2 separate regions of the Mus musculus genome follow, and region 2 is linked to region 1. A link is a contact called in ENCODE Hi-C or POLR2A ChIA-PET data. All regions are on one chromosome and are shown on one strand. The core of a region is the stretch at or near the end of the contact, and the rest is flanking DNA. Distances in the headings are between cores, read along the strand shown.

Region 1 (4,054 bases), core at 1,062-3,561:
AAGAGAATATTTTTAGTATTAGATAATATTTTACACTGTCTTGGGTTTTCTATTGCTGTAAAGACACACTGTAATAGCCTCATATTCATGAATTCCATGCCAATTTAAAAGAATCAAGAAGAAATGAAGATACCATAGGTTTACATAATTAACTAGGACCTATGTCTCAACAATGACTTAACCATAGCCTTTTAGATCAGTGGTTCTAAACATGTGGGTCGCGACCTCCTTGGCAAACCTCTGTATCCACAAATAATTACATTGTGATTAAAATACAAAATTACAATCATGAAGTAGTAAAAAATAATAATAATTTGATGGTTGGGGGTCACCACAGCATGAGTATCTATATTAAATGGTTCCAGAATTAAGAAGGTTGAAAACCACTGCTTTGGATAATGCACTGAGTCACATATGCCAGCAGCAGTGGGAAGGCCATTAATAAGAGATCAGAAAACAAAACAGGTGATCACTAGGGAATCGCTCAAGCTTGTTCCAAGACTCCCAAAAGGAAAACCTCACCTCCAGGCAAATCATAGGCTGCAGAATGCTGCAACCTGACATCTCAGAGCAGCATTCCCAACCCTGGCCCCAGAGCCTCCAACCAGGATTGAATTGTTATCATCCAGGACTGAACTCAGAGTCACATCACTGGAAGTGACATGAACAGAGGTTCTTACACACTTCACAGAACTGTACAGCAGCCAGTCTAGATGATCCTCATTTATTTGTAGTGGATCTCATTCCAGATAGCTGAAAAAAGGACCTGCCTAAGGAACAACTATTTCTCCAAAATGTTGAACCTGTATCTGCTGCCACACAGGGATGATAGAGTTCTTCTTCCTGCCCAGCCTGAACTCCATGCCAATATGGTTAGAAATGTATTGTTCCTCCCACAACATAAAACAAAAAGTCCATTCATCACCAATTGATCCCTTCTCCAGTTGACTATAATAAAGATAATATCTTAGCTCCCAAGATAGCATTAGGGTTTTTGAGTACTGGAATTCTTCACCATCAACTTAGGGCCTGATTAATGTTTTCAACGTTTTCTATGGAAAATATGTGGCCATATTAATAACTGAGTTTTTGACAATTTGTACTGAAAGGACTTAGTCAAAGAACGTCTTACTTCAAAATGACATTCATTAACATTCAGTGTGCAAGATTCTCCTATGGATATGAATGCAGCCAATAATGAAGAATTCAGGGATGTTTGATGTCCTCAGTGTGGACAACCTTGAGGAAGGAAAGTGCCACCTGTGCCCATTTAGTGACTTATCAATGAGGAAAATTTACAATTAATCCAAATGGTTGGCAAATTACTTTTATTCCTAGCAATTTGGAGCCAGTAACAGATGGATGTCTAAGCGCTAGGCCAGCCTGGTCTACATAACCACTTCCAGGTCAGCCAGGGCTCCAAACTGAGATACTGTTTTCAAAGAAAACTGATATGAAGGACCTTGCTGCTTTGCAGATGACCACAGTTGATTTCCCAGCATTTGAATCTGGCAGTTCTGTTCCTTAACTCCAGATGCAGGGTTTCTCACTACCTCTTCTGGAACCTTCGAGTACCTGTTCTTTGCATACACCCAGAAACACACAAATATACATACAAATAAAAGTGAGTAATAAAATTGTTTCTCCTAAAATATATCTGTGAAACTGAATTTTTCTATGTTTCAAATTAAAAAAAACAAAAACAAAAACAACCTGCTAAAAGGAAGACACAAAATTCTATGATCTGTGGGAGGGAAGATGAAAATAAGGACTCCCAGAAATGGTAAATATCTAAAAGGCTCTGCTGACATCTTCATTTCCTTTTGGAAAACAGTTCTTTCTCCTTTATTCAGCTTACATGCAATTAGTTATCAATATCTGAATGGAATCAAAACTCTCAAAACATCTAATTCCTACCATGATAGACATGGATTGACATAATCCACACAAGCACAGTCACCACAGAAGGCTACACGATGTGTAAGCATGTACAGAGTTTCTAACATTGAAATGTTTGACAATTGCTGACTTACAGGCCTCTGGGCTAGGACTCAAGGATTTGAAACTTGGACCAGAGGACAGACTTGTTCTTAGACACTGATGCCAGAACACAAAGCTGTATAACAGGTGCAAAGTGGGGAAGCAGTACCCTAGACATCCCCCACACCCAGGAGTTGGTCTCTCCAAGACCCACCCCATCAGGTCTAAATCACTACCTTTGGGAAATCTATGAGAAGCCAATCAGCATCAGCCACAGCAGGTTATAAAGTGAAGAGATACCAAGCCTGATTGAAGCCCTACTTATCAGAGAGGATGAGGAAGCCTGGACCCTGGGACCTCCTCCTCCTGTTGATGGCAATAGACCTGACCCAGTATTGTGCAGGTGGGTGAGAGGCATGGAGGGAACTGGCCTTTTAGGGAACAGGACACAGCACTTGAAATCCTCACCTCTCCACTTTCTTCCTTGAATAATCAGACCCTCCCTGATCTCTGAGCTGGATCACCCCTGACCCTCTCCTGCACCCCAGGTCCACAAACACACAATCACTCCTGTTCTACTCTCTACCAACCTGCTCTGGGTCCAGGCTGAAAAGTCAGGGTCTCAATGTGCACCACCCGCAGGCTCACACTGGCTGCAGATTTTCAACATTGTGATTTTGGAGCCTGGCATGTTGGAGGCCCGGTTCATCCAGGTCGGATACGTAGACTCCATACAGTTTCAGGGATTCGACAGCAAAGAACCAAATGCAAGGATGCAACCTCGGGCTGCTTGGATGAAGCAGGAGCCACCTGAATATTGGGAGAAAGAGACAGCAAAAGCCCTGAGCTTCTCACTGTCAGGAAGACGAATTCTTAAGTACATGATGTCTGCAAATAAAGACAAGAATAATGGTAAGTGATCTCAGGGCTGAGGCCATAAGTCCTCAGTGCCCTAATGGTCTGACCCAATAAGCTCCACTCTAGGTCCCCAAGTCATAGATACAGCCATAGCCAAAGGGACCTGGTGACTTTAGAGCCAGAGAACTACAGACTGTTACCTGGTTAGGGGTTTAGTTGGGGACAAAATCCTAGGATGTAAGAGAAGCCTCATAGTGACCAAAGGCTGAATGGGGGTGGGGCAGGTTATCACACCCTGCAGGAAGTGTATGGCTGCAACGTGGCAAATGATGGGAGCTTCCTCGAAGGTCACTACCGGCTCACATACTATGGATATGATTCCTTAATCCTGAATGAGGACCTGAACTCTTGGACTGCAGAGGGTGAAGTAGGTGAAAAATTCAAGACATACCAGGAGCAAGGAGGCATGACAGAAAGTTGGAGGACTTACCTGCTAGGGGAATGCGTGGAAAGGCTTCTTAGATGCCTGGACCTTGGAAAGAAGACCTTGCTGCACTCTGGTAAGAGACACCCTTGCCAACCCCTTCTGGTTTCTGAGATTGGAGATCCTGCCTCCCTGAGGCCTCCTCCTCAGCAGGGAGCAGCTGGAATGCTTACACTGTCTTGCATCAAAGGGGAAAGAGAGCTCCTTGGTTTCCTGACTCAACATGAGAGAGGGACTCTCCAGAGGATTCACCCTTCTCCCAGGACAGTTCAGTGTGTCCATTAACAGCAGTTGCCTTCCATCTCAGGCCTGATCACTGTCCATGCACGATGACATTGAATGTCTGACTCCAGGGTTGCTGAGTCCTTAGACCCCTTCCCCAGTCAGAATCAGAAGTCTATTTGTCTAGAGGGAGACCCAGAGTTACCTGCGCTGAGTTGGTTCATGGTTATTGTAAAATATTCCAAACAATAGCTCACCCAGAACCTGAGTTTAGGCTTCTGTGTGGACTCTGCTCCCTCCCTCATCCAAGTCTCCCATCCTTTCCAGAGATGGTCCCATGAGCACTGCTCAGGCCCCCGGAGGAGTACAAAACACATGAATTTTCCAATTGTTCCCCTCAGATGCCCCCCGAACACATGTGACCCACCATGTAAGACCTGAAGGGAATGTCACCCTGAGGTGCTGGGCCCTGGGTTTCTACCCAGCTGACATCACCATGACCTGGAAGAG
Region 2 (4,006 bases), core at 188-2,687, 400 kb after region 1:
TTCCTCCTCTTCCTCCTCTTCCTCCTCTTCCTCCTCCTCTTCCTCTTCCTCCTCCTCTTCCTCCTCCTCCTCCTCCTCTATGGATCTACTTATGTGTGCTAGCTATATATAACTGTATACTAATACTGAATTAGTATACAGTCTGGAAGTAACCCTATGTCTCAATGCCAGATAACGTTCAGGACTATTGCTCTGTATATAGGTGAAAATTTTATCACCTCCATAGTCGTGTGTGTGTGTGTGTGTGTGTGTGTGTGTGTGTGATTTTCTCCTAGCCTTTGCCTCTGGACTTCTGGAATTTAAGGCATGCACTGCCACCACCTCTGGGCCAATTTACTTTGGCAAAATCAACCCTTTGTAACAGAAGACAGAATAGATGAGTGAATGTTGAGGGAGTCAATAGCTCTTTAAGGTAAGTCTGTGTTCCAGGTCTTCTCTCCTTTGATCCTTGGTAATGTGGAACACGGAATTCTGTTCAAGAGTCACCTCCCACCCTTTGTCAAATCTCGGAGGGCCCCATTTTCTGGATGCTTCTTTTTAGGGCGGCCTTGACGTCTGCATTCCTCAGGCTGTAGATGACAGGATTGAGGATGGGGGTGATCACAGCATAGAAGAGGGACAGCAGGGGGTCCGTGGTTGGGTCATAGCTGGCCTTAGGGCGGATATAGATAAAGATGGCAGTACCATAGAAGAGAGACACCACTACCAGGTGGGAGGAACAGGTGGAGAAGGCTTTGCGGCGACCAGCAGCGGATGGGATGCGGAAAATGGTGACCAGGATCCGTCCGTAGGAGCTAAGAATGAGGCCAAAGGGGCACAAGATGATAAGGGCGGCAGCCAGGATAATCTGCAGCTCGTTGAGCGAGGTGTCTCCACACACCAACTGCAGCACCGGCTGGATCTCACAGAAGAAGTGAGGGACAGCGTTGGGGCCACAGAAGGGCAAGGAGAAGATGAAGGAGGTGTGGCCCAGCCCCACTAGAGCCCCGCAAGACCACGCGGCGCCCGCGAGCTGCACACAAACCCTGCGGCTGAGCAGCACCTGGTAGCGCAGGGGCTCGCAGATCGCAGCATAGCGGTCATAGGCCATGGCAGCCAGCAGGCAGCACTCGGTGGCACCAAAGAAAAGGAAAAAGAACATTTGCAGAGCGCAGCCAGAGCGCGAGATGTGGCGCCGGCCAGTGAGCAGATGGTGCAGCAGCAAGGGGACTGTGACCGACGTGTAGCAGATCTCCAGGGCTGAGAGGATGCGGAGGAAGAAGTACATGGGAGACTGCAACGCTGCATCTGTGGAGACTAGCGCCACGATGAGGAGATTGCCTGCCACAGTGAGCAGGTAGACGGTCAAGAACAGGGAGAAGAGGATGCCCTGCAGGTGGACCAGACGTGAGAAGCCCACCAGCACGAACTCAGTAACCAGAGAGGAGTTGGTGCCCATCTTGCTTCAGCCTTTGGTCAAGAGAGAGGGGTGGAGAAGAGCCACCACTGTGTCTGCCTGGGTACTCCTTTTTTCTTAGGCTATCAAGGCTTAGAACTGAGATGTCCAGGCACAAGCCCATGTTATACCCAGGTCATCCTAGGAACCCTGGATGGATATTTGTTTCTGGTCTTTTTGTACTATCCTCATTCTCAGAAGTACACACTGAATTCAGACTCTTCTTCTCTGGCTTAGTCTCTCTCTCTCTCTCTCTCTCTCTCTCTCTCTCTCTCTCTCTCTCTCTCTCTCTCTCCCTTAGGTTTCAATTATATTCCAGGAAGGCCCAGCATTCACTATATTCCACACTGGTCTGCAATTCACCTCGATCCTCTTGCCTCAGCTTCCAGAGCACTGGAATTACCATAAGTCACCACTATATCCAGCTTTTTCATGCTTCACCATTTCCTGTCTTGGCTGGGGTGGACATTTCCTTCCCCAATGAATGGACATTTGATTCACACTCAGAGCAGGAAAAAAAAATCCTATTCCAAATCAGGGCATTTTCTGTCCTGTTCTTTCTCTAAACTCGTTATCTTTTTATTCTCCAATATTTCTTTCTTCCTCTCAGTGATTCTCTTCTTTGATCCATTCTTTCCCATCTTCCAGAAGCGTCTTTTTATTTGCTATTATCTTACCTCAAATAGAGCTCACAGTTTGGCAGGGAAGACTCAAAATAATCAGCTCTTTCAGGCAGCTGCAGGAAATAAAGCTATTAGCTGGTTATATGAGTGAAGAGCTCTGTAATAAAAATGCAGTGGAATACAAGGCCTCCTTCAGTTGCTCATCTCCTCATCTTGGTGCTTCTCAGACTCATCCTTTTATATCATGATACATACAGAATGCCCAGACCCTGTACACAAGACAAGAGATGCAAACACTAACATGTTGCACTTCTAAATCTAAGCAAAGAAGAGTAAATTAATAATCTCAGAAGCCAGGTTCATTCAAGGTCACAAATGTACCATATATTATGTACATACACAAACATCATTACAAATAACATGAAAGTCACTATATACAATAAAATATACACAACTAAAAAGATAAACTTTAGCAGATACATAAATTCAAATGGTGTGCAAAATTATAAATGCTCACATTAGAATCATGAGCCCACCCACACACTAGGTCTGCTGCAGGTCAGTCCCTGCTTTATTTTATCCGGGATCTCCCTGTGTTTTCCTGTACATCTTCTGTATAATGTTTTCCTACTTGGAAAAATAGCCATTGATAAAAGCAGGTGGTGCCTGGTAACTGCCTTAATTTTTCACCCTCTGCAACATGGGTCCCTCAGCAGGAGGATTTTCCTTATGTCTCTGAGGACCTGAGTCTCCCAGTACAATCTGCTTTACAATTGGGAGAGCCTCACACAACTAATTAATGTTATTTTGGAGTCTGTTCCTTAGGTGGCAGGGATCTCAGGACGGCCTGGGAGAACCTTCTGCAGACAATTTCAAGGGTTATGGGTTTCTCTCTTAGCTCTCATATATGCTCCTTGGTCAGCCGTTTTTATTTTTCCCCTCATTATTTTCTTCTTTCCATCATTGTAGATGTCACTACATCTACAAAGCCAGTAATTCTACTTATTATTAATACATTATTCATTGATATTGTTCAATAATGATTTTATAGTGTATGAGTGTACGTGTGTTTATGTGTTCATGTGTCTACACATAGAGGTCAGAAGTTGATTTTTTTTTTGTCTACGGTGTTTTACTTTATTTTATTTTCATTTATTTATTGAGACAGGATCTCATTGAGGCTCTAGTTAGCCTAGAGCTCATTATGTAGACCAGGCTACCCTTAACTCTTTTAAAACAGTTCACCACCACTATCCCACTGACCAAGCCAAGGACAGGGAACCTCTTTGCCAGTGTTTGCTGCCCTGATTACAAACCTCCCCTTAAACTATACTTTTGCAGAATACTAGATTCCTCCAGCCATCTTTCTCTTCCTTTCTTTTCTCTCTTACTCCATTTATCTCTTTTATCCCTAACTCCTTCCTTTCTCATTCTGTCTCAAGTGGCCCAGGCTGCCTCCAAATTCTTTATATATCTGAGCACGACCCTGAATTCTTCCCTGGTCAAAACCTCCACCTTGCAAAATGTTGGGAATACAGGCATTCACCATCATGCTGGGCTTCAGCAATTTTACTTTACAATGTGATAAATATTGACAGATATAGCCTACATAAAATTCTGCTTTTAGAGTGCCTTAACTCATAAGAGTTGTAGAAGGCTTCCCTAATTTGAGAGAAGAATGTGCTGGGAGAATCAGGCCCTGAGAGACTAAAAGGAAACCCTCCTGCTGAGGGAGCCATGTTGCAGAAGGGAGAACCTGCCTTGATCAATGGCTGTTTTCCCAAGCAGAAAAGGACTACACAGGTGATGTCCAGTAAGGAGTTTGTACCACTGTCTCAGAAGACAGTTTTGAATGTCATAATCACAAAAGTTTAAATCTCTAAAATGTAATTCTGAAAGTATTTTAAAAATTACTTTAAAATCATTTATTTACATTTTCAAAGGAGTA

Evidence for each region. Hi-C counts contacts between places; a loop is a spot of excess contacts on that map. ChIA-PET counts read pairs that join two places held with the same protein, here RNA polymerase II (POLR2A).
Region 2: a loop to region 1 is called in a map of v-Abl transformed pro-B cells, with 3 times the contacts of the local background. The contact joins the promoter of Olfr95 here to the promoter of H2-M10.6 in region 1. A Hi-C loop is called at or near these places in 2 of 37 maps with a recorded cell type or tissue (mouse embryonic stem cell and v-Abl transformed pro-B cells). POLR2A ChIA-PET finds 5 or more read pairs at or near these places in 1 of 5 experiments (embryonic stem cell).

Annotation. Positions count from the first base shown.
Region 1 is chr17:36,809,864-36,813,917 of GRCm38, forward strand. It overlaps H2-M10.6 (histocompatibility 2, M region locus 10.6), which reads left to right and starts at 2,312. Exons shown (of 6, transcript NM_201611.2): 1 at 2,312-2,383; 2 at 2,623-2,892; 3 at 3,123-3,398; 4 at 3,946-4,054. The coding sequence starts at 2,314.
Region 2 is chr17:37,210,414-37,214,419 of GRCm38, forward strand. Olfr95 (olfactory receptor 95) reads right to left here and starts at 1,438. Exons shown (of 1, transcript NM_146513.1): 1 at 500-1,438. The coding sequence starts at 1,438. The coding sequence ends at 500.